Regions from separate parts of the Mus musculus genome. Here region 2 is linked to region 1. A link is a loop called in an ENCODE intact Hi-C map of the cell type or tissue named here. Cell type or tissue: gastrocnemius. All regions are shown on one strand. Each heading gives the region's core, and the rest is flanking DNA. Links, peaks and the distances in the headings are about the cores only.

Region 1 (15,600 bases), core at 4,107-12,106:
GTGAGGGAGTATCTTGGCTTCTCTTCTGTTGGGATTGACAAATGCAACCTGGTCCCACTCCATCTATCAGAAAGGGGAGAGAGAGAGAGAGAGAGAGAGAGAGAGAGAGAGAGAGAGAGAGGCTTGCTGGTGAGAGCTCTGCTTGCTTCCACAGGTCTTAACACAATCCCAGATCCCCTTTCTAGGGAATGGTGACACCCACAGTGGGCACCTCTTCCTGTGTCCCCTAACACATCCACAGGCCAACCTGATATTTCCCATCCCTCATCAAAACTCCTCTCCCTGTTGGTTAGGTCCTAACAAGGTGTACTGGCTGTTTTTGTGTGTCAACCTGATACAGGCTGGAGTTATCACAGAGAAAGGAGCTTCAGGTGAGGAAATGTCTCCATGAGATCCAGCCATAAGGCATTTTCTCAATTAGTGATCAAGAGGGAAGGGCCCAGCCCATTGTGGGCTGGTGGTCCTGGGTTCTATAGAAAGCAAGCTGAGCAAGCCAGGGGAAGCAAGCCAGTAAGTAACATCCCTCCGTGGCATCTGCATTAGCTCCTGCTTCCTGACCTGCTTGAGTCCCAGTCCTGACTTCTTTTAGTGATGAACAGCAATGTGGAAATGTAAGCTGAATAAACCCTTTCCTCCCCAACTTGCTTCTTGGTCTTGATGTTTGTGCAGGATAGAAACCCTGACTAAGACACAAGGTGACATCTAAAAGTAGACGAGGCACGGCAAGGGGTAGGAGACAGATGTTTGGGCTGGGACCTGAGCTTCACTAAGCCAGAGGTGCAAAGAGCCTGGGGGGGGGGGCGGGGGGGGGCGGGGATAAGCTAAGGCGCGGTAGGCAGGCAGGAAGTAGCCGGAGGGGTGGACGGTGGACTGTGGTGGGGGAGCAACTAGGAGGTCCATCCCTGAGGCAGCCTGAGCTGCTTCCTCATAAAGGTCCACAGTTTGCAGGCGCCCTGGTCTCTGCCCCATCCCTTTTGCCTGCCCATCCCCCGCCCCCGGGCTCCACGTCCTGGGGGGCGGGGCAGGTGAGTGACAAGGTTACCAGGGTTCTCTCCCTCCCCTTTTCTCCCGGAGAAGCATAAAGAGCTCTTTCTTTTTCTGCTTATTAATAGCTCTGATTAAATTATCTCTGAAAAACCTACATGGTGTGCACCAATGGGGGCTCGGCTCCCTCCCGGCTCTGGCCTAGATTAGAGCAACCAGGGCAGGTGAGGCGACTGGGGGGGGGTTGTGGGGGGGAGGTTGAGGCTGACTGTTCCCCTGCCAGAATCTGGGCTCAGCTCTGCCAGCTCAGTTCCTGCTCAGCCTCTGACTCACTGGGCCCTTCGGAGCTCCCCATGGGGTCTTTGCATTGGCCTTGTCACCCACCACCCACCCCCGCCAGGGTCCCCTCACCTTTTCCCTTGGCTATTTATTGCTCCTGCCCATTGCACTCGGGCGCCCAGTAGGGTGCCTCTTGCATCACCTGCCCCACACCGGAGGCAGCACCTGCTCCAGGCACTCCTATAGTAACCTTGTATCAACCCTGTTCACTCCCTTCTTGGGATCACAGGAAAGCTGCATTCCTTAGGGCTCAGTAGAGACTGTCACTGGGGAAACTCCCAGACTATGCTGAATTTGCTGAGGAGCCTCAAGCAATGGAAAGGGACAACCAGGCCCAGTACTGAGAGCAGAACTAACCTCACACATCATAAATCTCCCCCCACCCCCACCCCCAGGGTTTCTCTGTATAGCCCTGGCTGTCCTGGAACTCACTCTGTAGACCAGGCTGGCCTCGAATTCAGAAATCTGCCTGCCTCTGTATCCCAAGTGCTGGGATTAAAGGCATGCACACACCATGAATCTTGTCTCACAGAGTGGGGGGAAACCGAGGCACAAAGAAACTGGATCACGTGGAGGTACACCCCCATCAGTCTCTTTCCACTCTCTCCCTCTTCATATCTATCCTGTACCAGAAAACAGAGTCCCCTTTAATTCCAGCAGTTACAGGTGGGCAAGGGTAGAAAGACAGGCAGATCCTTGTGAGTTTGAGGCCAGCCTGGTCTACATCAAGAGTTGCAGGCTTGCCAGAATACACAGTGAGACCTTGTCTGGAAAAAAAAGAAAAAAGCTCACACTTATATCCTTGCACTCAGAGGAAGGAGTTAGAAGGTTTGCCTTAAGGTCAGCCTGGGCTATATAGCAAAAACTATTTGCAAGGAAAAAAAAAAGGGGGGCTGGTGAGATGGCTCAGTGGGTAAGAGCACCCGACTGCTCTTCCGAAGGTCCAGAGTTCAAATCCCAGCAACCACATGGTGGCTCACAACCATCCGTAACAAGATCTGACTCCCTCTTCTGGAGTGTCTGAAGACAGCTACAGTGTATTTACATATAATAATAAATAAATCTTTAAAAAAAAAAAAAAAGAAAGAAATCTGAGTCACCTCATTCATTGATGATGGAATCAACAGATCTTTCTTGAGTGGCAACTGTTTGTAACCTGTGCTAAAGAGTCCTGGGGAGCCTCAAGCTTAGGAAAACAGACAAATCAGACTAGACACAGCAGGAAGGCTTCCCAGAGAAGGAGGCTCACTACTTGCAATCTGAAGGAGAAGCAGTGTGGGGCTGTGGGCGTGGGGGAAAGAGGGGAGTGGGAGAGAACCCACGTCCCGCCAGAGTTCCTGTGCTCTGGGCAGGCGGACGCTGGAGGACTGCCGGACGCTTTCCATGCGGCCCCGGGTGGGCATCTGGCTGTTTGAAGCCACTGACCCCACATGGCAGGTGGTGGACAAAGGGCAGCCCCTGGTACCAGGTTCTCAGCCTCCAGCATCCCACTCTGGATACAGCAGAGGAGCTGAGAACAGAATAGGGGCCACGGGGCGGCACTTGGCCCCGGGGATGAAGCGGGAAGAGGGCTGGGGAGAGGGGGCGCTGGATGGTTCCCACGCGGGCTAGATCCCTTGGTCAGGTCTGTGGTTGGAGCACAGGAAGACCTTCTGGCTGGAGGTTAGACATGGCTCGCAGCACGTTAGGAGAAAGCCTATCCCATCGTTCAAGCACGGCGGGCCTTCATGATCAAAGACAGTCTATGGTTTTAGAGCTTTATTGTAGAAAGGCAGGGAGAAAAGAGAGAAGGTAGTAAGAGATAGAGACTGGCCATGGCCACATGGAGAGAGGGGGGAAGGGAAAGAGAGAAAGAGGGCTAGAGCCAGGCGTGGTGGCACACGCCTTTGATCCCAGCACTCAGGACGCAGAGGCAGGCAGATTTCTGAGTTCAAGGCCAGCCTGGTCTACAAAGTAAGTTCCAGGACAGCCAGGGCTATGCAGAGAAACCCTTTCTCGAAAAACCAAAAAAAAAAAAAAAAAAAAAAAAAAAAAAAAAAAAAAAAAAGAAAGAAAGAAAGAAAGAGGGCTAGAGAGTAAGAAAAAACGAGGACTAAAAAGTGGCGAAGAGGGGCCAAGCAGTCCCTCTTATAGAGTGGGTTGGGCTATCTTGCTGTTGCCAGGTAGGTAACTATGGGGAGGAGCATACCTGGCTATAGTCAAGTAACTGTGGGGGTGCAGTCTAGCCAGAATGCCAGAAGCTTGGGACATTGTCTGTGTGACAGAGTCACAGAATTATGGACAGGCACCTGATTCTGGGAATGTGGCTCACTTTTCCATCCCTTGTAGATTTCTCTATTGGGTCACTGGAGCAAGCCCCATTCAACCAAAATAGGCTGCCTATCACAAGCCCACAGAGCAAGAGTTGGCTACCTGGAGAGAGGACCCTCTAGGTAAAGAGAACAGCACTGTGCAAAAGGTCTGGGGTGGTAAGAGGCACACATGATGGAGGGTGTACATGCATTTCAGCAAGGTTGGTATGTAGGGTCTTATAGGAATGGCGAGGGAATAAACTAAATCCTAGTCCCAAGTGTTCAGGAGCTGGCCGGCCTGGAGGTCCCCAAGGCTTCGGCAAAGGAATTATAGCCTAGTCTCTAATCAGATCATGTTAGTGTTGGACAGAGTGTAGAACAAAAACCAGGACTATGAGGGAGGGTGGCTGTGTGTGGTGGAAACTTGTGGGTTCTTGGAAAAGTCGGTTGGATGGTGTTTTGCTGGAGCAAACACGTGAAGGAACATTTCCTTAAAGTGGACACAGGTGTAAAAGGCTAAGGCAGACTCTTGAAGGAACGTTTCACTGAAGCAGACACAGGAGAGAGGATGTTCTGCTAGAGCAAGCACGTGAAAGGACCTGTGGTGAAGGATTCTTTGCTAATGACCACACGTATCAGTCTGCCTTATACTGCATAGTTGAGCTGCATTTGTCGGGACTCCATAGAGAGAAACGCACCAAAAACCTTCTGGTGGTGTGCTGCAGTTTCTTGCCGCTCCCGAGGATCAGGGCTGAAGCAAGATACTGGAGGGACACATGATGTTTGGAGGGTATAAATAGGACTCAGGAACAGCTGGCTGTGTAACACTCGTTGGTCTCCTGTCTTCGCTGATCTTCGCTTTCCTGAGAGAGGCACAGTCAAGAACTTTTGCTGGTGAGTGTTCCTGCTGACTCAGCAAAAGCTGAGGCCTGGCTGTCTCTGCTAGGTCTACTAACCCAACTCTACTGAACTGGCCTGCCCCTGTATGCATGAAGTGTCTCTGCGAGTGGATCGAGCTGGCAGTGCCTGCTGACCTGTGAACTGAACTGCTGGTTTCCAGACAACACAGATGGGAGTTGCTCCAAAGAACCTTTCTGAACATGTACACTTCCCCCGTATCCTTTCTTTTCTACTATCTCAGGTGGGTGGTGGGCTATAAGGGAGGTTAAGACATTTAAGAACCGTCATTAAAAATAAGGATTGAGGGGCTGGTGAGATGGCTCTGCAGGTGAGAGCACTGACTGCTTTTCCGAAGGTCCTGAGTTCAAATCCCAGCAATCACACGGTGGCTCACAACCATCTGTAATGGGATCTGATGCCCTCATCTGGTGCATCTGAAGACAGCTACAGTGTACTTATGTATAATAGTAAATCTTTAAAAAAAAAAAAGGTTTGAAATGATTAAAGATACAAATGTGTATTTGGAGACATAAATAAAATAAAGTCTCAAGCATCTCCGGAACCTTCAACTGCTTGCAAAACACATCTCTAACACAGCTGCCTCTGAGCCCACTGCCCCCCAGAATCCATCATCAGCACCTCACAAACTCCCTGACCTTTAGAGACAGACACCCCCTTCAGATCTCACCCTTAGCTGCTGCCCTCCCCCACCCCCGCCCGCACTGTTTGGGAATCACGCCAGGTTTTTGGGAAGCTATTGACCACATTGGGAGCCCTCAACAAGGAGATGGACCCAGAAAAGGGAAGAAATGTCTGTCCAGGTCACACATTGTCAATCTGTGGCTGCCTGCTGAGGGGTGGAGGACTGGGAGGGCTTCAGTTCCTTCATTGGGTGACCTTGGGCAAGTCCCGCAGCCCTCTTCCCATACAAGATGCGGGTAGTAATTCTATCCGCAGGGCACAGGTTCTCCGTGAAGGTAAAAGGACTCTGAAACATGAATAACACAAGGCGGCTGTCATGGTGACCTACCAACAGCGAATCTCGGGCTCAGAGAAGGCTGTACTCAGCTTGGCCCGCTGTTCACCTTAACGCCACCCCTCACCCCCACTCCTCTCTTTTCCTAGATTTCGGTCGTCATTGTCTCCTCCTCTGTCCCAGGCTTGAATCTGCTCTCCCCACCTGTCCTTGCCCTGGGTCCTGCCAGCAACTCGCCTGGGCAACTCGCCCTGACGTCAGGGCCGCTCTGGCCGCTGGCCCAGAGGGGAAGCAGCTGGCAGCCGATCCGGTTTCCAGGTAAATCCCCGCCCCCACCCACACTCCGGGAGCAGGGAGGGGCCAAGGAGGAAGGATGGACAGGCAGCCACTGGGAACTACAGCCAAGTGCAGAGGCAGGCTGGGGCTGCTGGAACCTCATTCACAGTGCTGATCTGAGACCCGAAACAGGGCCAGCTTCTGCCCCAGATAAGGAGTGTGTGGCCTACTTGGGCCTGCCCTGGAGGTCCCTTGCCAGTGCCTCTTCCAGGTTCTAGTTAGCGGTTGTTCTGCTCTCTGCTCGGCTCCTGAAAGTAGGCTAAGGCCTGATTGCAATCCACACAAAACCCTGGATGCGCTCACCAGCCCTCTAGGATGGAGGACCACCACTAAACACTTGCTGAGTGCATCTGGTGCTCTCTCTTGCCCCCCCCCCCACAACGGCCAGATACAGAGGAGATTAAGATATGTCTTCTCATTTTACAGACACCAAGCCTTGAAGATAAACGGCCAAGGTCAACCGCAGGCAAGGTTCTGGGAGGACGCCAGGCATCACTAAGATAAAGCCTGAGATCACTAAGCATCCCTAAGATAAAGCCCCTAAAGGGGCTGGATGGGGGTGTCTTGGAGGCTGGATGGGGGTGTCTGATTGATGTTTTACGTTTCTGCAGGGATCCTGAAGTTCTGTCTGGAAAGCTGGGTGTTCAACTTCTTTTGTGGCATACATTTTTTTTAATTCAGTTTTTCAAGACAGGGTTTCTCTGTGTAGCCCTGGCTGTCCTGGAACTCACTCTGTAGACCAGGCTGGCCTCGAACTCAGAAATCCACCTGCCTCTACCTCCCAAGTGCTGGGATTCAAGGCATGTGACACTACTGCCCAGTCTTGTGACAGACATTTTAACAGTTTAGGAATCTGTGTCTCCCAGGGTTCAGTTTCCCTGTCTGCTACCTGTGGGCTGTCAGGCAAGTAAGAATGGAAACACCTACTTAGTTTTAGGTGATACTGTGCCTCAGTTTCCCTACCTGTTAAATGGACGACAAACCGGAGCCTTACCAGGTATGGTGGCTTGTGGTCATATTTTCTGCACTCTGGAGGCTGAGGCAGGAGGATGGCTTGAAGCTAGGAGTTTGAGACCAACAGGAGCAACATAGAAAATACTAAGTGCCTGACTCCCGCGGTCAATGTATACATCTGTGGGATGGAGCTGACCAAGGATTCAGCATGTGGTTTGTGTTCCACAGATCTCAGCGCTGATGCCCAAAACTCCACCACCATCCCCAGTCGCTCCGTGGAAAAGGCAATCGGGAAGCTTCACGTCTTAGTTTTGTCCGTAAACTGAGAACAAGTGTCAAATATCAGTGTTCTCCTCTGTAAAATGTAGGCCATAAAGCCAATCTCACAGTTTTGAAAAATTTAAGTGTAGTATGCACTTTGCTCTGTGTGTGTGTGTGTTTAGGTTGTCCCAAGGTTTGATGTTGGGTCTTGCAAACCGCACCCTTTACCATTTGGTGTCACCCCAACCTATTTTTACTATCTTTAACACACTCCTCATAGGGCCTGTTCCAAGAGTAAACGGAATAATGCATAGTACCTACCCTCAAACAGGTACTCAGTGAATAGGATTACCTGCTTTCAACCCTTTAGGTCTTCGACAAAGGGACTACAACAACCAGCATGCCTTGCCCTTCCAATCGGGACTCCTTCGCCTGTTTTAGGCTCGCAGCAAGCCGGGAGTTGTAGTCCTCTAGGAGCAGGACCCGCCTCATCCCCGCTTGGGGAAAAAGGTTGGAGAGCCGCCCTGCCGGCCTTTGAATTTTGCCGCGAAAAGCGCGCGTGGCGGCCCCCAGCCCCGCCTCGCGGAGGACGCGGCGCCGCGTCACCGTGGTAACCGCCTCTCGGCTGCAGCTGATTGGGCCGTAACGCGGGGGGCGGACCGGGGGTGAGACGCAGCGGCAGGAGCGGGCGCCCGCGCCTGTCAGTCGTGCCGGAGCGGAGCAGCGGGCAGCATTGCCGGGCCGGCAGCTCTGCGAAGAGGCTGCGCGCGCCGGCCAGGCCGGGCGAAGAGCCGGGCCCGAGGCTAGGCGAGGGTGCTGGGCAGCGCGAGGTTGCGGCTCCGGGAGCCCCGCGAACCGTCCCGGGCCACGGGCACGGGAGAGACCTGTGCGCCGACCGCTGCTGCGGCGCTCGAGCACCATACCGGGTGCACGGCTCTCCATCCCCGAGTCTGCCCTGCGCCTGCTGGATCTGCTGGTCCTCAGCGCCAAGGCCCGCGAGGCTACATCCCAGTCTCTGCCGCTCGCTGCGGCTGCCACTGCCGCTGCTCGCCGGCTTCCCCTCCCCCCACACCCGGAGCTCGGAGCAGGAGGAGGAGGGGCCGGCTCATTCTCGGCGCTGCTCTCTGCAACCTGCGGGGGCCGGTGCACGCCGGGCGAGGAGCCCGGGCCGCTGCAGGTGCGTGCAACCCTCCGAGGAGACGGACTCTCCACCTCTGAGCAAAGCCGGGAGCTGCAAGCCGAGGGCGGGAGGGCAAGCGAGAGGAAGCAACAAAGACAGGCTGCAGCTGGGGCTGGCGAGAGGGGCCGCGGCCGCCGGCCTCCCAGCGCGGACGGAGAGGGCGCCCTGGGAGAGGCGCGGGCAGAGCTGCAGCGGTGAGCCGGGCCCCGAAGGGAGGCGCAGCGCCTCCCGCCGGACGTATGGAGCACAGTCTCCTGCGAGGATGCGCCGCCTGAGCGCGCGAGCGGCCGGGGTCCCAGGCGGACGCGACGGGTACTGAGAGGGGGGAAAAAAAAACCTTTTTCCGACTTCGGACGGCGCTTCCGGACGCAGGGATCGCCCTCACCGACGGCTCCCCTTTCCATACGAAGAAAGACATCGGCCCCCTAAGGGGGCCTTTCTCCAGCAATCTTTATCACCCCTGCATGGCCGCAACCCGCAGATCGGAGCGTCGTGGCCTCTGAGATTTGGTGCCCTTCGTCCGACTGCCTGATACGGTGAGTTGCGGGGTGCAGAATTTTGGGTTTGAGCTGGGGACAGCTCCTCGCAACCTGGCAACCTGGACTGGCCCTAAAAGGGCCCTAGGTTGTTGGGTGCCCAGAGACAGCAATGCTACTTGTCCACCCTTGTCCTGCCCACACAACTTATTTGGACTGGCTGGAGTGGAGATTGTGGACCCTCGTGGGTATTCTACTGACATCGGTATTTGTCAGAGGAAAGGCACCCCACCCATGAAGCTAACAAAGGTGGTGGCCCTGTCCTCTGGAGATTCTTAGGGAATCTTGTACTTTTGTAAAGATTGATTGGGGGCAGCCAGGGTTGGCCAGCATGGAGGGGGTCTACAAAACCACCTTTGGGATCTTAAAGAGACAGAGCTCAGAGACAGGGAGTCCCAAAACTTCATGTCTGAGGATGGTGTCTTTCCAGGCAAGACATTTGTGTGTCTATTGTTACAAATAACTCACAAAGACAGCATGTTCCAATGGGCTGCATGTGACATCACTGCCCGACCTTTGATGTCACCAGAATTGTGACAACACAGCTGGCTTTGAGTGGAGCCAGAATGGCCAAGGCCGAATGCCTTGGTGTAGTAGAAGGTGAAGGCCAACTCCCTGTCCTCCCCGGCCGCAATCTTATGACCTAAATCCCCACTCGAGGTGGGGGAGGGAGGCAGGCAGTGCCAGCTGTCCCTGCCCCTGAGGACAGGTGTTCAGAACTCTGCCTATGTCTCCTGCAGTGTCTGGAGTCTCCCAGACTCCCAAACAGAGCAACCTCTTACTTTTAAGCAGGATGCTTAAAAGGAGGTCCCCATGAACCCTACCATGTACCCAGCCAGCAACTGGAGTTCCCAGGGTCCCCAGAAAAATGTGGGCTTCAGCCTTCAAACAGGCTTCTCTTGAAAAGGTGAATGTCCTGCCTGAGCCAGAGAGAGAGGGGAGCCAGGACCTTCCTGGTGTGTGTGTGTGTGTCTGTCTGTCTGTCTGTCTGTCTGTCTGTGTAAGTTCAGGGAACTCCCCTGCTCTTCAAGGTAAGGGGCCATGGTCCAGCTGGGACTCCTGCCTTAGCTGTTCCCCTTCTGTCATTTAAGATGACTTTGACAAGCAGTGTAATAGATGCTCATTAAGCAAATACCAGGCCAGGGGGGATAGGTGGAGATGCTGAGAGCCCTCCTCTCCCCACCGAACTCTGGCAGCAGCCCTGTACAGTATGGAGCCCAGAGAGCTCCCAAGCCACAGCCTGCTTACTCTCATTTGCCCATCCCAGCAATCACTGCCAGGGCCAGATAGGGGGTAAAATAGCCACAGTCAAGTTTCTAGGGGAAAGATTGAAGACGCTGGCATTGTTGCTCCCATGGGGGGGGGGGGCGGGGACGACAGGTGAGACAGGGTTTCTCTACAGACCATTTTTACAGCCTCCTCCCAGGCTCTTCCATTAACAGGTCAATAAATACCGGGGTGGGGGGGGGAGGCCACTTTGGAGGTTTGGTGGGGTGATCCTGTTTCCAGCTGAAGGGTTTCTTTACACGCAAGCTTCCAAGGACAGCCAGCGGCACAACAGCAGATTGGGGGTGGAGTGGAGAGGGGAGGCTGTGGGCACAGGGCTGTTTGCCCGGCCTCTCTCAACACTTCCCAGCTTAGAAACAAACTTGGAGTGTGCGCCAGAGATACACACACACACACACACACACACACACACACACACACACAAACACGCGGTTGGAGGCCCTCTGTGGAGTATTTACAGTCCCTCAGCCAAGGCAGAGGGAAAGGCTGTCAGAGTTGGGCAACTCCTTCTGTTCCTTTCCCTCTGCTCCCTGGGCTTGGCAGTGAGCGCCAGACGGGGGGGGGGGGGGGAGCGGTGTGTGTGGGGAGTTGCCAGCTTACCCGGCGTCTTCCAGAGCGCCAGGCATTTTGCGGCATCTCAGCTGCTTCTCAGGAGTGGATTGTGCTGTGACCCATTTTGTGGATGAGAAACCCAAGGCTCAAGTCAAAGAAGTGATGATGCGCAGCCAGGCAGCTCCAGTGGGTTGGCCTCGGTGCTCCCCCCACCCCATTCAGAATCTCCAGGACTTGGGCATAGGGGAGGCACCCCTGTCCTAGGACGGTTTCCTGGGTGAACTGAACACAGTGGTAACTTCTGCCAGGCCTTGTGAGTCCAGCCTGTTCCCTTATACCTGCTAGGCTCCTATCTGTAGCCCTGGGGGGGGGGGGGTTATATAGCATGAAACCCACCTGCCAGAGATAGTGAAAAAGCCAGCCTTCTTCATGTGAGATGGCCCTGGGCTACTCAGAGCCCCTGGCAGGCTCTCCTGGTGGAAGACAGGTTTATAGATGGTAACAGAACTTTAATGGGTGGCGATCCTGACCTAGGGGCAGGTGGGGGTGGGGGGGTGGGGCGGGGCGGATAGAAGAGCAACACACCGGATGAGTAGTTCAGAGCTGTCTGAGGGTTGAATGGGGCAGGGTGGCACTGAGGTGTTTGTTCTGTGTCCTGGAGTCTCATGTGACAGGGCAGGTGTATGAACCATTCCTGCAGCATATTCCTAAGCCCCGCCCCCTCCCAATGCTCCCATCACTGGCACTTAACCAGTGCCCCGACCAGTTGCTCTAAACCAGGTATAGGCCCTGTCCAGCTTGATGCCTTTGGTGAGAAACTTGAAGCTCCCCTTCCCCGGGGGTGGGGGTGGGGGCAGGCTTATTGCCGAGACTGGAATGGTTGGGTCTGGGACCGACTGCTGTGTGATCGCATTGCTTGGCTTTGAGTCTGAGCCTCGGTTTCCTTATCTGTCAGAAGGAGCTACAAGCAGGGGCGTGGTGAGGATTCTGTGAGGGCTTAGCACAGGCCAGAGCCTACAGTAAGTGTTCCATAAATGTAGTTTCTACCTGCTATTAGCATAATCCTCAGCTCTCCCAGTGTCTCAGAGCCCAATGCTGAAGACCGGGTTTCTAGGCTAGGGTAGGGTCCCCAGCCTTCCAGCGCCTCTGCAAGGGGGCTCCCACGTGGTGAGCCTACAGGGGGAGCACACGTGGCTCCCATCTGAGTACCAGGGGCCGGGCCTGACCAGGGCGTCCTCCCCAACCTCCCTCCTGCCCACTCTTGCTTTGCCAACCCTCCCAGTCAGAGAAAGCAGGCAAGCAGCTCGTATTCATGAACCGTAATTCAATCAGGCAGCGATTCCTTGGGGCTGGGCGGGGGCGAGAACGAGAAGGCGCGCACAAAAGGGCCGCTTTATTACCTCCCGCGGGCCGGGAATTGCTGCTCTCCCCCAGCACCGGCCGGAGCCGCCTTTATTGTGTTAACCCATTTGCGTGTCAAGAGCTATTGTGCGCTTTCTCGCCGCCGGTGCGGTGCGGCTGAGGGAGGAGGGCTGCGCTGCCGGCCGGTCACCTCCGCGGGCGCCGCCCGCCGCCCTGATTGGTTGCTAAGCGATTTGCATCCAAGGTAATCACTTTTATCTCAGAAGGATGTCGACTATAATTATAAGCTACTGACATCTTTTGAAATCTGCCTAATGACTATTTTAGTCTGCCCGGGCTGGGGGTGGGGAGGGGGATTCTGCGAAGGGATGGAGGCTGTCGGGGGTGTGTGGGCATTCCTTCCACCTGGACCACTGATTGCTTAGTTGAGAAACAGCTGAGTGCCTGCTGCCAGCCTCAGACAAAAGGCAAACCTAGACTGTGGCTGGTGGGGCGCCCCTATTCACCCGTGGTGGACTTAGTGCCATTTCAGAGATGGGGAAATAGAGGCCTCAGAAGGAGCCAGATGACCAATAGATAACTCAATCCCTCTAACTTGTTTCACTTGGGGGGGGGCACAGGATATGTTTATGCCCCGTGGTCACACAGCCTGGGAGTGGAAGGGGGAGGGCAGTGGATCCCCATAGTCAGGGTTGGGGGTGGGGGACACGGGTAGTGGGAAGAGTATAACTGGGTTAAAATTCTTCTGCCCTATCTCTTGTGCCCTTGGGTAAACCCTTCACCTCGGCCTTGACAATGGGGTGCTGGCCTTGAAGATTGTGATACCCTCAGAGCAAATCTGCAGGCAGTGGGAACCCTGGATTGGACAGAAACTGGCTGGAGGGAACCCCAAGAGTGGAAGACTGTAGTTGTTCAGGGAGGGCCTCGGGAGGGACCAAGAATCTGCCCGGCCCAGCATGCAGGAGGGAGTCTCAGGCAGAGGGAGAAAGGGCCCCTGGTATGGTCAGGAAAGGAGCACTTGGAGAGGAGGAGGGTCGTGAGTAAAGGAGAGAGAAGCTAATAGGGACATTAGAGGATGCTCTCTAGCGGGCTCCCTCCCTCTGTGTGGCTCAAGGGAAGAGAGGCTTCATTCAAGGCCTGGGGTCTGGAGAGGTCAGCAGGGGACCGCCCGCGGGGGTCCTTAGGCCTGTTTGGGGGAGAACCCTGGTTTCTATCCTCATTGGGTATGTGTGTTTCCTGACAGATTGGTTACCCTCGTGGGCCTCAGTTTCCCGATTGGTTTATTGGCAGTAGCAGTTCTCCCATGGGCTTGTGGGTAGAAAAATTCTGCACATACAGGACACGTTCTGGAGCTATGAGGATGAGTGAACTAGGCTAAGATCCTGGCCAGTTACCTCAGCTCCACATCTAGCCATTGCCCCAGCTCCAGCAGCTGTTCTCCCCGCCTGTGTGTCCCCCCCCCCCCCAAGCTCCTCTTATTGTGTACTCAAGAGGCCCAGGAGACAAAAGTCCAGGAGGTCAGGAGGTGAGGCCAGAGGAGCTGGCTGTGAACTGGCTCCCAGGGACAAGGACTCAGACACAGAACTTAATGACCTAGGGTATGTGGGGAGAGAGGCCTCCCTGGGAGGAGGGAGGCTGGCCGCCTGGCAGAGCCCAGGCTGAGCTTGGCACTGACTGAGGCAGAGGCAGCAGCTTCAGGCCACACACCCTCACCATCTGTGTGACCACAGGCTCCTAATCTGTCAGGTAGATCCAGAGTCTGCCTGAGAGGAAGGGTGTGAGGCCCGGGGCCATTGCCCAGCCAGAGGGCTTCTCTGCTCCTGGCACCTGAGACGATGCAGAGGTGGTGTCTGAAGAAGAGGCTTAGGCTCTAGATCAGGCTAACTGCCACTCCAGAGAGGATCACCATATATGGGTTTCTGTACCTGGAAGCCAGGTGGGCAGATGCCCCTGGGGAAGGGGGACTTAGCTCTCAAAAAGCATACAGGGACCCACAGGTGGAAACTTAAACCAGGGAGGGCTTCACAGAGTGGGAAGGCTGGCTTTCTGGTTCTTCTCTTTTTAAACTCCTCTATCTCTCATGAGAACCATGGTAGACATCTGTGTGCTAGCCCGCGCTTCCTGCTTTGGTCTCCACTGTTGTCCCACTGAAGGCAGTTTTATCCTTGTATAAGTGCCCCATCACAGGTGAGCGTCCACAGAGGTCTGACACCTCGGAGGGTGGGGCTGGGCAGGTTGTCCTAACAAAATGCCTGAACAGGAAGGAGCTGAGGGGGATATTGTACAGTAGCCATCTCTTCATGTTCTGCACAACCTTGAGCAAGTTGCCTCCTGCCTGAACCCAGATGCACCCACATCCTCTATAAGCCCATAAAATGTCAAGGATGTTAAGGCCTGACTCCCTTCTGCCAGGTTGCCCTTGGCAGACATTGCCAGTCAATTGCTGCCCTCTTCCCCTGCCTCGTTCTTTTCCTGACCTTGGACTCTCTCCAGCACTCCGGGCAGCCAGTGCCAATCAGTCATTGGGGCCTATGGTCTGAGACAGGTCGGGTGCCTAGCCTTAATGTACTCAGGGGTCCCTCTGTGTGGTTCAGAGGGCCAGGGCACCACAGCTGGAGATTCTCAGGGAGACCTTCTTTGAGGGTAGGGGTTGTTCTAAAACTATTTAAGCGTGAGGGTCGGTTACTACCAGCCATGCACATTCCAAAGCGCCTGTAGCCTGGAATTTATTTACAGTTAGTGTTTGCTGAGCTCTTGCTGGACACCCTTTGGGCACCCGCAGGCCTCTGTGTCTCTGAAGAGCTCAGGCCACTTCAAAGATGAAGCAACTGAAGTTCAAACTGAGTGGCATAGCTTACACACTTCAGACCTGGGACTCAAAGGCCATAGCCTAGGGGGTGTCGGGCAGACGGGACAGCCTCTTGAGCAAGCTGTCACTTGCTCTGAAGCCTTAAAGGTTTCTGCTAGGCGTGCCCAGGAAGAGCGGAGTGTGTCGAGAATATCATGTCAGGTAGGAAAGGACCATCAGGATGTGGCCGGGATGTGACTGGCAGTTCTGAGCAGAGGAGCAAAGAGGTTCTAACTTAAGTATCTAGCATCTCTGCCAACCAGGGTGCTGTGCTTGGTACTACCTGCTCCTGGGCTGCTGGAAGCCTTGGACGGACGGGGGTACATGGTAGGTTGACATCCAAGAACTGTTGAATGAATGCATGCATGCTTCGAGAGCAGAGTTTTCCCGAATACCCTGGGAGTCCAGCTGGAATCCCCAGGCCTGGCAGGGGAGTGGCTGGAGAGGAGACTTAAGCAGGTCCCCAGGGCAGGGGCCCTCTCAGCCCTCCACAGCCCTGCTGTCTGTCCCAGAGGCCTCTTACCGGCTTCTGCCGTGCAGCCTGCACCTGAGCAGCCTCACCCAGAGGACAGTGAGCAGGGCCTAGCGCTTGGGGGCGGGGTGGGGGTGGGGGTGGATGAAAGATGAAGGTTCGTGACCATTTTTTAACTCAATAAAGGGAGAGACAAGCTGCAGGCTGCAGGCCGGAGATATAATTAGTCCGCAGCAGTGGCGCTTTCTTGATTTAGCTTCTGAGAGAACAAGACAAGGGTGTGATACCCAATTAGCAGTGACATCTAGTCGGAGCCTCAATA
Region 2 (15,600 bases), core at 4,544-12,543, 120 kb before region 1:
GACCCACCCTGACCCGCACAACACTGTAGAGTCAGCGGGTATCCTCAGGGTTGCCTCTTCTGAGTTTAAAAGGAGCCATTTCTCTCTTGACCTGGGTGACATTCCACCCAGAAGGAAGGATTCTATGAAGATCCAAGGTAGTCTATATTCTGGGATGGGGAGGTAACCCAGGACACACATAACCCCACAGCTAGGTGTTGTGAGGTCACTTCCTGTCTTGCTAGGCAGCTCCTGGGGCGCAGCCTGGTCTGCACTAACACCATCTGAGCCAGGATGCAGTAGAGACCAGAAGCATGGCTGTGGGGCAGCAGAGAGCAGGGCAATGCACTCCTGGAGTAGTAACCTTGCTCAGAGCACTGAGCTCAACCTGGCTATGGGCCGTCTGAGCACCTCAGGAAGAGACGCTGGCTGGACGGACTTCGCTCTACCAACATCAAGGCCCCTGGGAGCAGTCTCCATGAGCAGACCTTAAGATCGCCTGACCCTTGTTTAGGTGTGCCTGCGCTGGCTCTTATTTCCTAAACAGAGCCTGACTTCAGAGTGGGACAGGGCCACTGGGGACACAGCACAGTCCAATATACATGATGAAGGGAGGGGCCTGGTGGTCAGACAGACCCGCCACACTCCACTTAAGCACCTGTTTAAGAACTTCGCCACGTTTGCATCCGTCTCTCCCATCTGGACAAGAGGCACCACACTGTGAAGAGAAAACGCACAGTCAGGTTACAGAGCAAGGCTCCACACATAGGAGCCTGGGACATGTATTGCCACCACTTGACTTCACTATTCAACCGAGTCCTGGCAAGCACAAACCAGACACAGCGTACCCACCACTGCCTCAGCCAGCCCCTTAGCTTGGGGACACGCAACGTGGCCTGGCCAGTGAAGGGGGACGCACAGCAGGCAAGGTGAGGGTAGGCTGCCCAGTCTGCTGGCCTTTGTGCCACCAAAGCCTGGCCCGGGCTCCTTTGTGGGCAGGGCTCGAAGAAGGGCTTTCGTCTAGCCCTTAATCCCCAAGGAGCTACTTGTTCTAAGTTGTAATTCTAATTACCCGAGGTCCCGCACCTGACTGCGCACATACAATTTGTCCCATCCCACCTCCTGATCCCAGCTGATCCTCCCCTGAGCTAGCCTGGGGGTGTGTGTTGGGTTTGGCCATCGGCCCAGGAAGGCTTGCGTCTCTAGTCCTGCTCGCCCCACACCTCCCACTTGGCTTCTTCACCTAGATGTCCTCCTGCCTGGAGAGCTTTCTGGCATGTCACTATGCAGCCGGGGCCTGTCAGCTGCACTGAAGGTGCGACACCAGCTCAGACTCGTGCTCTGATGGTATAAGCCCGGTTGATGCGGGTGACTTTATGCAAATGGCCATTTTCTCTGGAGGCCCAAGCATTTTGGTTTTGGTTTGATTTGTTTTGTTGTTTGTCACCCAGGAAATGCTGGGAAATGTCCAGGTTCAGCAGTCTTCTGTGAAGGGAAAAGGCTTGCGATCTGAGTCTGCGGACCCCCAGAATCTCACTGGCCTGCTCCTGACCCCTGCAGACTGGAGGTGCTGTGAGGAACCCCTGAGATGTGGACAGAGTTTCTCTGGTGTCCCCCAACCGCTGGGCTCCCTGTAGTCCTTTCTGCTGGTTTCTAGCAGGGTCCTTTCATGGTGTTCTCCTCAGCCCCACATCCTAGGGAGCCTATGGCTCTCAGAGCAGAAAAAAGCTCTGCTTGGCCTCTGAGCAGTGTGAGTCACTCATTACAGTGCCCTCCAGGACAGTACTCAGGACACGTACAATGAAGAGGCGGTGGCTCAGATACGACAAGGGTTCTGCATTGTCCTCTGGGGCCCTTACCGTCTCTCGGCACGACGGCATACAGCGCGGCAGAAGTGCAGGGCAGAGCTGCTCTTGCCTCCAGACTGAAAGAGAGAGTGGGTGTTGGCCACTGTTGCTCTATGCTGGAATACCTCTGAGCGGCCGGGGTGCAGGGGGTGACTCTGTTGCTACAGTTGGGTCTACTGGCAAGCCCGTGTTTCCATCAAAGCAACTACCCCGCCACACCAAGTTGAGCACCCCAATACCTACAGGCAGAATGAAGGCCTTGAGCGGGGGGAGCTGGCTGGAGTACTTGTCAATCCACCGCTCCAGCTCCAGGACAGGCCCTTCCTGGAAGGCCGTGTGCTCTAAGGAGTCAAGGGCAGAGAGGCCCTACTGTAAGCATGCCACCAGACCACTGGGAAACACCCCTTCCTTCTGTGTGGGAGCCCTGCTTCCACCAGCCTCCAGGATAACATCTCTCCCAAGGCAGAGAGCAAGGATGTCTGCCCTACCAGAGAGCTCTAGGGCCCAGGGCTCCCAGTGGGCAACTCTCAGGGCCACCCTCACCCCAAGGCCCCACTAACTCCCTGTGCAGGCTGGGAATTACTTAAGTGAGCCTCCCTGGCTGAGGAACGTGGAGTGGCCAGGGCGGAGCCGACGTCCTGTAGCATGCACTGGATCTGGAGCAAGGGTGAGGAGAAAGACCGTTTGTGGACCGTGTCGGGGCCGTTGGACCATGAATCCAACTGCCCTAACTCTAAACACGACGAAACCTCCTGGAGTTTAATTCACTGGACCAAACATACCAGTGCCGCCTAAATGGTGAAGGATAGCCCATGGGACGGTGGTCAGCGGGACAGGAGGACTCAGGGAGGACACCTGTCCATTCCTGGGACCCACGTAGGCCCCAACCAGACTACAGTGAAGCTTGGGTGACCTCGGCCTCCCACTGCATCCTAGAGTGACTCTGCTAGCAGATGCCCCTCAGAACTCAATGGCAGCGCTAACAGGTAGAGGTCCACCTTGCTGAGACTCGAAGGCAGCAGGGCTCCTGAGCACACAGCTCTTCAGCCTGAGCCCTGGGTTGTCCTCTGCAACCCAAGAGGCTGTCCCATGCGATGTAGGACTTGCCACTAGATGTGTCGAGCACAGATAGCCTTCCGTATTGCCGAGCACCCCCGGAGAGCAGAGTCAACGTTCACCCACACCCCTAGCCTCAGGGAGGATTATGTGTCCCAGAGATGAAGACAGCAGGTCCTCAAGAGTGATTAGCTACTGTGATGCAAAGAGGTAATGGGCCAGGCGAAGCTGCCAGCTGACAATTCAGGTCACAGGCACCAAAGGCCCTGTCGTGGGCAAAAATGATGCTACTTACTTTCTGAAGCTCTTCGGCAAACATGTGGCCTTTTTCTGTGACCAACTCCATGGCAAACCTAAAACGACGAGGAAGAATTAGTCCCTGACAGTATGCTCTGAGAGCTGTAAGCTAATGAGCTACACCCACCAAGGCAGCCTTGTCTTGCTGACAAAGAGAACACGTGGACGGGGGCATTTGCTTTCTAAAGCACCCACCCCGAGTCAGCTGTTCTTATTACATGGATAGGCTAGTCCTGTTGCAACAGCAGGGAGCAGGAGACCTGGGATCTGTCCAGCAGGAGAGAGAGACCTGTGCAGTGCGTCAGATGCCCAAGTTAACCCGCTCATGGGGTGGGGGGGGGGGGGAGGCTTTCAAGGTGGCGCACGCCTTTAATCCCAGCACTCGGGAGGCAGAGACAGGCAGATTTCTGAGTTCGAGGCCAGCATGGTCTACAGAGTGAGTTCCAGGACAGCCAGGGCTATACAGCGAAAAACCAAAAAAAAAAAAAGAGGAGTTTCTTCATAAGGTAGGACAGAAGAGGAAACAAACTTCCTAGGCACAGGTGACAGAGGGACAGACCACGAGCTGAGCTGACTTCTCGTAACAGCAGCTCACACAGATCCATTGAGGATAACCTCCAGGGCCCTCCTGCAGGGCAGAGAATGTCACAAGGATGGGTCTCTGATGCCCAGTACTAACCACATCCAGGCCCGCCGCTTACCCAATAGCTGAGCTTAGCTCATCCGTGGTCCCCACGGCTTCAAATACTTGATCATCTTTAGGTCTCCTTTCTCCTGTGAAGGTGCTGGAAAACCCTGGGGGAAGATATTTTTAGCACATTAAGATTTGGGGGTTTTCTTGGGGGTGGGTGTAGTGGGTTGGTCTGATATTGCTTGTATTGTAACACTCAATACTGGTCCCTAAAACCTGGTTGTCCCAGAGAGTCCGCATGTAGACCCAAGTGATGCTACGTGACACTGCCCTCCAAGTTACCCCTGATTGGTGAATAAAGATACCTACAGATCATTCCTGGGCAGAACTGAGAGAGGAAGGGCTTGGGGGTTCCTGGGCTTAGAGTCTGAGGAAAACCACGAGGGGGAGGAAGAGGAAGGTGCGGAGAGAAGATGCCATGGGGTAAGAATCCTAAAATTATGGCCATGAGGGCGGCCAGCTGGAGCTCAGGGCAGCCCAGATGGAACACTGTAAGTAGTAATTCGGGGTTATCGATAGGAAAGGAGATTCTAACATAGAGGGTAGGTATCTGCCCAGCTTTAGTGGCGATAAAAGCTTATTATAAATTAAAGGTCTACGTGTATCTTTTATCTGGGAACTGAATAATCAAAGGAGGGGAAGAAGCCCCTGACTGAGATTAAATTTATTCCACAACAGGTGGGGCAGGAGCTGGAGGGATGGCTCTGTGGTTAAGGGCACTGGCTGCTCTTGCAGAGGATCCAGGTTCAGGTCCCAGCAACCACAGAGTGACTTGCTGACCTGGGATCTGATGCTTTCTTCTGTCCTCCACAGGCAGCAGGCATTCGTGTGGCACATGTACATACATGTAGGCAAACGCTCATACCCGTCAAAATGTCCACACACCATAAGCCTGAATGTCCTTTTGGTCACTACCACCAAGGCTATCCCTCTTCTTCCTGGCTTAGACTAGTGGAACCACCTGTGGTGTCACCCCTCTGCTCGTCCTGTCTCCTGTCAGCCTAGGTCACAGCTTCTGCCTAGGGCCATCAGCGTGGCTTCATGCCGTCCAGCCACTGAGCCCGCTGCAGCACTGGTAAGTAAAAATGACTTCACAGAGGGACATCCGATATCCACATTGTGGCTGTTGACAGAGCAACCTCAACAAACTGAAGTAACCGTGTCTGAACAAAAGTGACCAGGCTTTGGCTCTCCTGGCTGATGACAAAGATGTATGCGTCTCTATCACAGTTCCAGGACACCCCCATCCCACCCCACGCCCCTCTCTTCTACTTTCTAAGAAAGGTCAATACGTTACAGAAGGAGCCCTGCTTCCCGACCACATCAGACCCAGAACAAAGGTCAGTTTCTTTGCCTCCGTCCCTGTGCGGGCCAGCAGAAGCCTCACCCCATCTAGCAGATACTGCCGGGCCATAGTGAGCCCACTGCCCCGTCTGTGAGTGACCTGAGGCTGTCCCCGAACCTGTCCGGTGTAGCACTGACACCACCATCTGACACCTGTCACTTCTATACACATGTTTTCCCACCGTTCTGGTAACAACATAGACGTGGCAGAAAAAACATCTATCATTCTGACGTTTTGTTCACATACAGCTCGGTGACAGGAAGTACATCCTATGAGTGTGGGGTGTGTGTATGTGTGTATACACTTTAGTATGAAAGGATATAACTCAAACACAATCACTATTAATGATCTGTATGGTCCTAAAACTTCAGAAATGGTACCATAGTAGTTTATTTCTCCATTACATTACATTTAATAAATATTGAAGCAATACATTTTTATTATTATTGGAAAATAGAAGAACAGTGTGTGAACTTTTCTGTATTTCTCTCTCCCACATATCAGATCTCTCTCCTAGCTACCAGACAAAGATAAAATCTTTCAGGATTAGCAAGATGGCTCAGCTGGTAAAGACACTTGCTGCCAAGCCTGATGATGACCCAAGTTAATCCCTGGGAAGCGGATGGTGGAAGAAAACCAACTTCCCCAAGCTTTTCCCTGACCTCAAATGCATTGGGATATAGGCACATATCACACACACACACACACACACACACACACACACACACACACACACAAACACACTCTAAATAAGTTGCAATTTAAGAAATCCCAAAGACATATCTGAATACACATTCATTATTTTTTTCTTTTCTTTAGAGATAAAGGTCTCATTATGTAGCCCTGGCTTGCCTAGAACTTGCTATGTAGACCAGGCATACAAATACAAACACACACACACACACACACACACACACACACACACACACACACAATACACACACATTTTTTTTCTTTTCTTTAGAGATAAGCTTTCACTATAGCCCAGGCTTAAACTTACAGTGATCCTCCTGCCTCTGCCTCCAGAGTACCAGGATTACATACCTGTTCCACCATGCTTACCATCATACACGTTTTAATCCAAATCAACTAAAAGTTCTTTTTATGTTTTTTTAAATTTGGGCTGGGCAGTGGAAGCACGCCTTTAATCCCAGCACTCAGGAGGCAGAGGCAGGCGGATATCTGAGTTCGAGGCTAGCCTGGTCTACAGAGTGAGGTTCAAGGACATGCAGGGTTATGCAGAGATACCCTGACATACATGCATGCACATATATATGTATATACATATTTATGTGTGCATAGTATATATGTATGTATATGTGTATGCATGTTATATATGTGTGTGTGCATGTTATATATATATGTATGCATGTGTATGTCTATGCATGTTTGCAAGTATGTATGTGTGTATATGCATGCTGTGTATATATGTGTGTATGCATGTATGTATGCATGTTGTGTATGTGTATGCATGTTATATATGTATATATGCATGCTGTGTACGTATATGTGTGTATATGTCTGTATGTATGTTGTGTATGTGTATGCATGTTATGTATATGTGTGTATATGTATGTGTATATATGTGTGTGTGTATATGTATATATATATATGGATATGGATGTTGTATATGTAGGTATGTATGTGCAAGTGTTGTATATGTATATATGCATGCTGTGTATGTATATGTATGTATATGTGTATATATGTCTGTATGTATGTTGTATATGTGTATGCATGTTATGTATATGTGTGTATATGTATGTGTATATATATGTGTATGTGTATATGTGTATATATAGATATGTGTGTGTGTGTGTATATGTATGTATGTATGTATGTATGTATGTATGTGCAAGTGTTCTCAGAGGTCAGAGGCAATGGATCCCTGTAGATGTGAAGTTATAGAAAGGTGTGAGCCGCCCACTGTGGGTGAGCAGAGCAGGCTCACCCTGAACTGTGTCTCTCATGACTCGGAGGCCTTACACTGTCCCACACTCTTTTTATCTTTTTTTTTTTTTTTTTTTTTGGTCTTGGTGTTGAACACAGGGCCTTCAGAATACTAGCTGGGCACTCTACCACTGAGCTACACTTCCAACCCCACACGTGTCATTCCCATCATTCAAGACAGAGTTTTAAGCCGGGCGTGGTGGCGCACGCCTTTAATCCCGGCACTCGGGAGGCAGAGGCAGGTGGATTTCTGAGTTCGAGGCCAGCCTGGTCTACAAAGTGAGTTCCAGGACAGCCAGAGCTATACAGAGAAACCCTCTCTCGAAAATTAAAAAAAAAAAAAAAAAAAGACAGGGTTTTACTATGTAGAGCAGGCTGCCTTGGAGTTTGGTACATCAACCTAGCTGGTCTTGAACTTGTGACTCTCCAACCTCAGCTCCTAAGTACTGGGATTGCAGGTGTGCACTATACTTGGCTTCCTTACAACTTGGCTTTTTTTTTTTTTTTTAAGATTTATTTATTTATTTATTTATTTATTTATTATATGTGAGTACACTGTAGCTGTCCTCAGACACCCCAGAAGAGGGCGTCAGATTTCATTACGGATGGTTGTGAGCCACCATGTGGTTCTGACCTTCAGAAGAGCAGTCAGCGCTCTTAACCACTGAGCCATCTCACCAGCCCCGCTTTTTGCTTTTAGATTTATTTATTTTATGTATATGAGTACACTGGTGCTCTCTTCAGACACACCAGAAGAGGGCATCAGAGTCCATTACAGATGGTTGTGAGCCACCACGTGATTGCTGGAAATTGAACTCAGGACCTCTAGAAGAGCAGTCTGAGCCATTGTAGCAGCGCTACAACTTGTTTTGAACACTTGAACAGTGCACCTTTCTTGTGGCTTCACACTTATGATGTATATTCAGACCCGTCACATGGCTACAGCGTGGCCTACCTTTGTCTCCCGTCTTGGTGTAAATCTTGGGGATCTTGGCTGCCGTCGAGGACGGCTGCAGCCTGATGAGAAACAGACACAAAGGCGTGGTAAGTGGGAACGGCTGCGCCTCGGGGAGTGACGCCCAGCTTTCAGTCTGCAACCTCAGGGGCAGCACTTCTCTGCCTCTGGGATGGCAATCTCCCGTCAGCCATTTCCCCGCTGCCCCTTCCTGACAGCTTCCTGTCCCTGTCTCTACCTGTACAGCAGCTGCTGTAGCATACTGCTCAATAAAGATTCTTGGCAAATACTGGCAGGAAGGACTAACTGGTCACTCCATGTAGCCCTAGCTCCACAGTGGGCTAAAGCCGCTAGCTCCTGGAACTGCCCTTCAGCTTCTCCCACACTCCCAAAGTTAGCCATACGCTTCTCCGTTGAGGAAACTGGAGCCCACAAAGATTCAACTTCCTAGATCTCCAGGAAGAGACTGGGCTGGGATTCATGCCCAAAACCCTTCTACTGTAAGCCTGACCTGGTCCATTACCCTCCCCAAACTCTTGTCTCTTCTAACCCCAACACAGAAGTTAGCACTTCTGGGGGAAAGAAAACTAGGCCACTTGCACTTTTCTAAGATTTTTCAGTGTCAAGGAAAAAAAAAAATACACTGTCAAAATGGAATTTCAAAAATGCTATTTTAACTTAATTTTTTTTTTTTTGAGGACTGCGAATGAACCCCGACTCTGCCATTTTCAACTAGCAGTGCATAACTTAAAATTAAAATGTGAATTCACAAAATTATTTCAAAGTCAGAGGACTGGACAGGGAACGCTGATCATGAGGTCATGGTAGTCTGCAAGTCCCTATGCAAGTTTCTAAGTGTTACCATGTCTTCCTGGTGTCTTAATCCTAATCCAAACAAACTGCTTGGGGAGGCCGGACAAAACCCACAAGAGCATGCCCCTGCCCTGACTGACCACAGCTAGACTCCGTTAGAACTTGGGGAGGAAATCCTGGCCTCTGACGCCATGACGAGCCCAGTGACGTCAGGCCACATAGAGCACGTCATCGGTGTGATGTACCCACGGAAACAACCGTTCCTCCTCCGTGTTGAGTTACTCTCCAGGCCTGAAACTCACCTGTCCCCGTCTTCCCCGCCCTGAGGGCCACGGCTCTGGAAACGGGGACACAGCAGTCTGCAGGCGCTGAGACGCCCGCGCAGGCCGAGGCGACCCCCAAAGAGCCACACAGCCATGCGCACGGTAACGCATCCAAGACTGACCCGGCTAGGCACCCGTCCAGGCCCGGGGATGACTCCGCCCCGCAGCCGGCCGCGCCACCTCTCAATCGCTGTTTCCTATTGGCCTGGGGCACTCGCACCAGGGCGGGGCACTCCCCAGCTCTTGATTCCCATTGGATTACTTGTAGAAAGAGGCGAGGCAATTTCGGCTTGCTTGAAGTTCCCATTGGTTAATGTTTGACCCAATCTGTAAAGGAGCCCTTAGCTCCAGCTCTCTGATTGGCCTCAGGAAGACACACCCGCCTCCTTGGAACTCTCCCATCTGATATGGAGAAGACCGGGAGCTGCGGCCCGGGTTTCAGCTCACTTGGGCGCTGGCCGGGGCAGGTGAGAAGCCTGGGCTGCGGGATGGGCGGCGTGAGGACCGGGTCCCGGACACCCCGGGCCGGGCGCCGCGGTTCTCTGCCTTCGTGTCCTCGATCTGAGCGCTCGGCGACCTCAGATCGGACAGTTTCCCCTAGACTAGGGTCCCGTAGACTGGGCTACTTAGTGTGCAGTGGGGTGGCCAGTGAAGCCTTGAACCCGGGTGATTTTTGCATTATTTATAACAACGTAAAAATGCATGCACCCATAAATCCAGCAAAACCACTCTGTGACATGACTCTTGCCTTGCAGAAGTTCTTGTTTGAACGTGCAACACAGGGCGTTAACAGGTGAGTCCCGGCAGCCGCGTTTGTGATTGTGACAGGTTGGTTGTGGTCTTGAGGTCCGGGAAGGATTCTTTCTCCTGCAAGATTTTATCTAAACCTCGCGTTCCCACACGCATCAAACACATGGCCGTCCTCAGAGTAGGCAAGCAGTCCATGCCTGAGCTCATGTCAGTTTCTACTGGCAACAGCAGTGGTAATAAACTCTGGAGCTGAGAACCTGTCAGTGCCGAGTAGCTCAGTATAGTCAAGAGGCCACTTTGCCAGACAGACAGGCCTTGCTGCTGGTAGTCCTTTGAGTCAGCCTCCAGTATTGCCTCTATTATCTGATATATGGGAAACAGATTCATGGCATAAGACATTCTGGGGACGGAAGAGCTGTGGTCTGAACCCAGATTTTTTTTTTCCCATTGTCCACCTGACTGGCTCACTGCACTGTCATCCTGGAACATAGCTCTGGATGGTAGTTCTGGATGGAGTTTCTCTACATGCTCCTGGCTGTCCTGGAATTCACTCTGTAGACCAGGCTTGCCTCGTACACCCAGAGATCCACCTGCCTCTGCCTCCACAGTGCTGGGATGAAAGATGTTCACCTCCAAGCCCAGCCTTCCTGGTGTTTGTAACTAACATCTAGGGAACTTTGTTTCTCTCTCTCTCTCTCTCTCTCTCTCTCTCTCTCTCTCTCTCTCTCTCTTTCCTTGCAGAAGTCTCAGAAGCCATGTTGTCAGAAGCCCTGCTGGTGTCCGCCCCGGGGAAGGTCATCCTCCATGGAGAACACGCTGTGGTCCATGGCAAGGTAAAAAGTCCCCAGGGAGCTGGGCAGTGGTGGCGCATGCCTTTAATCCCAGTTCTGAATTTGAGACCAGCCTGGTCTACAGAGTGAGTTCCAGAACAGCCAGGGCTACACAGAGAAACCCTGTCTCGAAAAAACAAACAAACCAAAAAAAGTTCCCAGGGACTTGAACGATGGGGTACCATGTCTCTCAGACCCTGGATTGGAAGACGGTAAAAGAAAGGCCTAGGGTGTTCACTGGATGAGTATCTCCAGCCGGACGAACCTTAAGCTGGCCCCACTAAGTACAATAGCTGAGGATGGTTGATAAAACCTACAGGTTGGGTTGGAATCACCCAGGAAGTGAGTGTTGGAGGGGAAAGGGATTGAAGGGCTGGGCTTTGGACATTCCAGTGTTGAGGAATTGGAAAGATGGTCTGGTAGAAGTGTTGTGCACACGCATTATCTCATTTAACCCTCAGATCTAACCCACGGCTACGATGTGTAATCTTCTATTTTACAGGTAAAGCTGAGGCTTTTTTTTTTTTTTCCGAGACAGCGCTTCTCATTATCTTACACTCTAAGAGTTGGGATAGGGAAGGAGTGAAGGCCAGTAAATCCTGTCTCCACCTTCAGAGCATACGGTCGCTGGTCCCCAAGCCGCTCACCCTCAGGCTTACTGCTTTTGCCCTTTATTCTACAGGTCGCTCTGGCAGCGGCCTTGAACTTGAGAACTTTCCTCCTGCTGCGACCGCAGAGCAATGGGAAAGTGAGCGTCAATTTACCCAACATCGGTATTAAGCAGGTGTGGGATGTGGGCATGCTTCAGCGACTGGACACGAGCTTTCTTGGTGAGTACAAAGAGTGGGGAGCCGGGTGTAGCAAGAGGCTGGCCCCTGAAGAAAGTTGGGGGTGTGTGTGACAGGGTGGTTACTTCAGGCTGCCCGTGAAGCCTGAAGAACGATGTTCTCCTTGGACCCCCGAAAATCGGCTTCATTCATTTACTACATGATTTAATTTTGTTTGTGATACCAGGCCTCACAGAGATCTGCCTGCCTCTTTTCTCTCAAGTGCTGGGATTAAAGGCATGCACCACCACACCAACCTAGCTAGTTCATTTTAACCGTGTAGACCAGACCTGTGCCCTGAGTCTCTGTGGACTGTTTTGGGCAGATTATTCAGGTGTAAAAATATTAAGCTGTTTTATCAGTTGCCCTTCTCGTTGCTATGATAGAGGCAAGTTCAGAATGTATTTTGGTTCTCAGTTTGCACATAGTCCATCTGTCTCCTGGCAGGAGTGTAAGGTGCCTCTGTAGTCAGGAGCAGGATGGCTCTAGTCCTCCTAGTTATTCAGTCTAGAACCTCAGGGATGGGGCCACGCACATGCACAGAGTAGATCTTTCTACTTCAGTTCAACCTCTCTAGAAAGGCTCTCATAGACGGGCCTGAAGCTGTGTCTCCTAGGTGATTCTAAATCCTACCTGCATTAACTAGTGCATCCTCAGTACTCGGGCGGGGGAGGCCAGAGGGTCAGAAATTCCAGAACAGCTCCGGCTGTATGGTAAGTTCAGGGCTAGCCTGGGCTACATGAACCCACATCATATGAAACAAGATAAAGGAGACAAAAGGATTGACCGTCACAGGTGTGGAACAGCCGTGTAATGTACTTATGGAAGCCAGTGTGTAAAGGCGCAGGAAAGTCTATGGGAAGAGCCGTCAACCAACAACATTTAGTCCCTGGGGTCGATGCTGGGATGGGAAGTAGACCGAGAAAGCCGTCGAGTCTGCTTTTAGTGGAGGGTGAAGGCACTATTGTTCTTGTGTGGTTTGTTTCTGAGCAGAGGGCCTGGGTGGCTCGGTGGTGGGGTGTATCCTTACCAACCCGTGTTTATTACTGCCTAATCCAATCAATACTAAGGAAGTGTTGCTAAAATCCCTGCCCAGGGGAAACGGAACATCTCCCCCTCCGGCTCCTAACGTCCCAACGACAAATCAAGGCACAATTCCCCCAGAGTTCACTCTGGGGAGCCAAGGGGTTTGTTGGTCGTGTAAGTCAAGAGTTGGTTATTGGAGTGTGGGTGCCCCCACATAAAGGCCTCACCAGAAGGTTTGACCCAGCAGGAATGATACCGTAGTCACATAGATGGAGCCCCCCACCTCTGGTCTTCCCCAGCCTATATACCCTAACCCCCCACCCTCCAGAAGGCCACAAGCAATTAAGGCAGAGTTGCATGCAGTGTGGTAGGGAGCTGCTAGATATTTAGATGGGGGCCCTGTGACCCTCTCCACCCCTCTGTGAGGGGCACAAACAGTCAACAAGCCCAGCTTGGATAATCGTTTTTGACAAGGAGGTATAGCTGAACTCCCCAAGATGGTGGTTGCCTGGCAACACAAGGTGACAGACACCTTGCTTCAGCTTCCTCAGGAGCAATCTAGGCATTCAGGCACCAGCCCTTCATGACTGACTTCTGGGGACGGGGACTCAGGTTGCCTGAGAGATGTGAACACTGTGTCTCTGAAACAGAGCCAGGGGACAGGGGTCCTTTTGGGGTGTCAGCACTTTCCCGTGCCATTAGCCCAAGGCCCCTGTGCTGCTGCCGGTGGCATGGGAAGAGCGGTGGTTACAGCTGTCCAGGCTATTTCCCTTCCATCAGCAGGGTAGCACCTGCCCCATGGGTCACCCCAGTCTGCTGCCTCTTTGGTTCATGCCTTTCTCAGCAAGCCCAGGGCAAGCAGGAGCCCTCCAGGATACTTCCAGCCTGCTCCCAGGCCCTGCCACCAGAGATGGAGTGTCTGTGAAAGCTTCCACTTGTGGTGTGGCTCAACAGGGGAGAGCTGGGCTTGACCCCAAGTAGAGAAAGAAGGAAGGGGCTGTCTGTCTAGACTGGCTCTTTTCTAGTTATTGGGGCTTGTACTTGGGGGAGGGGACCACTTTGTTGGGTTTTTTCTCCCCCCCGGTGTCTGTGGCTCCTGGCTCTGCCCCTCACCTGTGGAGAATTGGTAGTTGTGGTGGGAAATGACTATATTTTGCAAGAAGTGCCCTGGGTGACTCCTGGGACCCCTCAGCTAAGAGCCTCTGGGACTTGCTTTCCATGGTACCAGGCACTCGTTAGGGCAGAAATGTTCCCTGGGGACCAGCAGCTGCTTTTCTAAGTCTCTGTCTAAAGCGGCAACAGCCAGGCATGGTAGCTACTGGCCAAGATCACGCAAACCCACCAGAGGGTCTGGACAGGCCCAGGGGTGGTGGCATGTGACCTGGTCAAAGGATGCTGTGGAGAACCAGCAGGATGCGTAGTGGGAGCCAGGATTCTAAGTCTGCTCCAGTAGGAGAGTGAAGGAGCCTCTCGGAGACAGGTTTTCTCCTTTTGGGATGGTGGCCCTCCCTCCACATAGTTACAGGCAAAGTGATCAGGTATCAGGCACCCCTGCTGGGCTGCAAGCCAAGTGTTGCCCCCACCAGTGGTCCCCAAAGTAGGTGAGACCATTCGTCTTCATTTTATGGCTAAGATGGTTAGGGCGAAGGGTACTACCATGTTGTCATGGATACAGAAAGGGCTTTGAAGATGCAGGTCTCTAAACTCCAAGATGGGTCTGTCTCCATCCCAGCACTCTGCAATGTTGGGGTCTCCTTGACCCTCTGGTTAGGTCCTCTGGAATCTATCATCAGTCTGTTAGGCACACATGCACTGAACGCTTAGTGGGTGGGGCCTTGAACTTTCCAAACAGCCACACCCTGCTCTGCTCCAGCTGCTGACTGGAGGCTGGGAATGATTTCTACAGGTGAGCTGGTCGGACTGGATCAGCCTCCTCTGTGTCGCAGAGCAAGGTAGCCCAGGCTCCTGTGCGGCTCTAGACAAAACCTGTGGGTGGGTGGTATATGTGGTCTGTGTTGTATGTGGTGTGTGTGTGGGGGGTATATGTCTGTGTGTGGTGTGTTGTATGTGTGGTGTGTGTATGTGGTATGTTATATGTGTGATGTGTATATATGTGTGGTGTGTTATATGTATGTGTGTTTGTGTGTGTTGTGTGTCTGTGTGGTATGTGTGGTGTGTGTGTCTTTGTGTGGTATGTGTATGTGTGGGTGTCTTTTTGTGGTATGGTGTATATATATATATGGGGTATGTGTGTTGTAGTGTGTGTTGTGTGTCTGTGTGGTATTTGTGGTGTGTGTGGTATGTGATGTGTGTGGTATATGGTGTGTTTGTCTTTTTGTGTGTTGTGTTGTATATGTATGTGGTATGTGTGTGTGATATATGGTGTGTGTGTGTGTGGTATATGGTGTGTGTGTGCTGTGTGTGTCTTTGTGTGGTGTGTTGTGTGTGGGTGTGTTGTGTGTCTGTGTTGGGAGTGCTAAGGGTGGAACCCAGGACCTGGCACTTGCTTGGGCCTGTCAACCAAGCCACATCCCCAGTTCTCTTGCTAATTGTCCTTGAGAGAGAGAAACTGCTGCCTTTGACTTGATTTTGAAGCCTTGTGCTCAGCATGTGCGCAGACTACTAGCTAAGCACTTGGTCCTGGCCAGGAGCAGTGCTGAGTCCTAGGGCCTGGTCCTCATCTTTACAAAGAACCTGAAGAGGTGCTATTGCTATCCTCTTCCCAAGGTTCAGAGACGGAAGCCACTCAGCTGAGGGCCACGTGTGCCGTGAATGGCAGCTAAGACCCACACCTGGGGCTGCCTATACCCCAAAATACAAGTGAGGGTGCACAGGGCTGGCAGGTTGGGACCCTTTCCTCCCCATGTGGATGCCGATGTGTTCCATGGTTTTACGAACATCTGCTCCACAG

The links. Hi-C counts contacts between places; a loop is a spot of excess contacts. Peaks named below come from ENCODE experiments on the same cell type or tissue, not always from the same donor. Only the 100,000 strongest peaks of a DNase experiment are listed, where the experiment ranks them.
Region 2: a loop joins it to region 1, with 2.2 times the contacts of the local background. A loop is called at or near these places in 3 of 42 quality-filtered maps.

The regions. Positions count from the first base shown.
Region 1 is chr5:114,559,668-114,575,267 of GRCm38, forward strand. Fam222a (family with sequence similarity 222, member A) reads left to right here and starts at 8,584. Exons shown (of 3, transcript NM_001004180.1): 1 at 8,584-8,757. In gastrocnemius, for the core only: a CTCF peak has its summit at 8,465; DNase peaks (open chromatin) are centred at 5,770, 7,649, 8,096, 8,356 and 3 more places; H3K4me3 peaks cover 3,144 bases; H3K27ac peaks cover 1,070 bases.
Region 2 is chr5:114,434,641-114,450,240 of GRCm38, forward strand. It overlaps Mmab (methylmalonic aciduria (cobalamin deficiency) cblB type homolog (human)), which reads right to left and starts at 9,387. Exons shown (of 9, transcript NM_029956.4): 1 at 9,236-9,387; 2 at 8,121-8,182; 3 at 3,881-3,974; 4 at 3,178-3,235; 5 at 2,410-2,482; 6 at 2,070-2,167; 7 at 1,839-1,903; 8 at 638-697. The coding sequence starts at 9,351. Mvk (mevalonate kinase) reads left to right here and starts at 9,629. Exons shown (of 11, transcript NM_023556.3): 1 at 9,629-9,723; 2 at 10,748-10,839; 3 at 11,519-11,666. The coding sequence starts at 10,762. In gastrocnemius, for the core only: no CTCF peak of the experiment used is centred there; a DNase peak (open chromatin) is centred at 9,436; H3K4me3 peaks cover 1,891 bases; H3K27ac peaks cover 1,561 bases.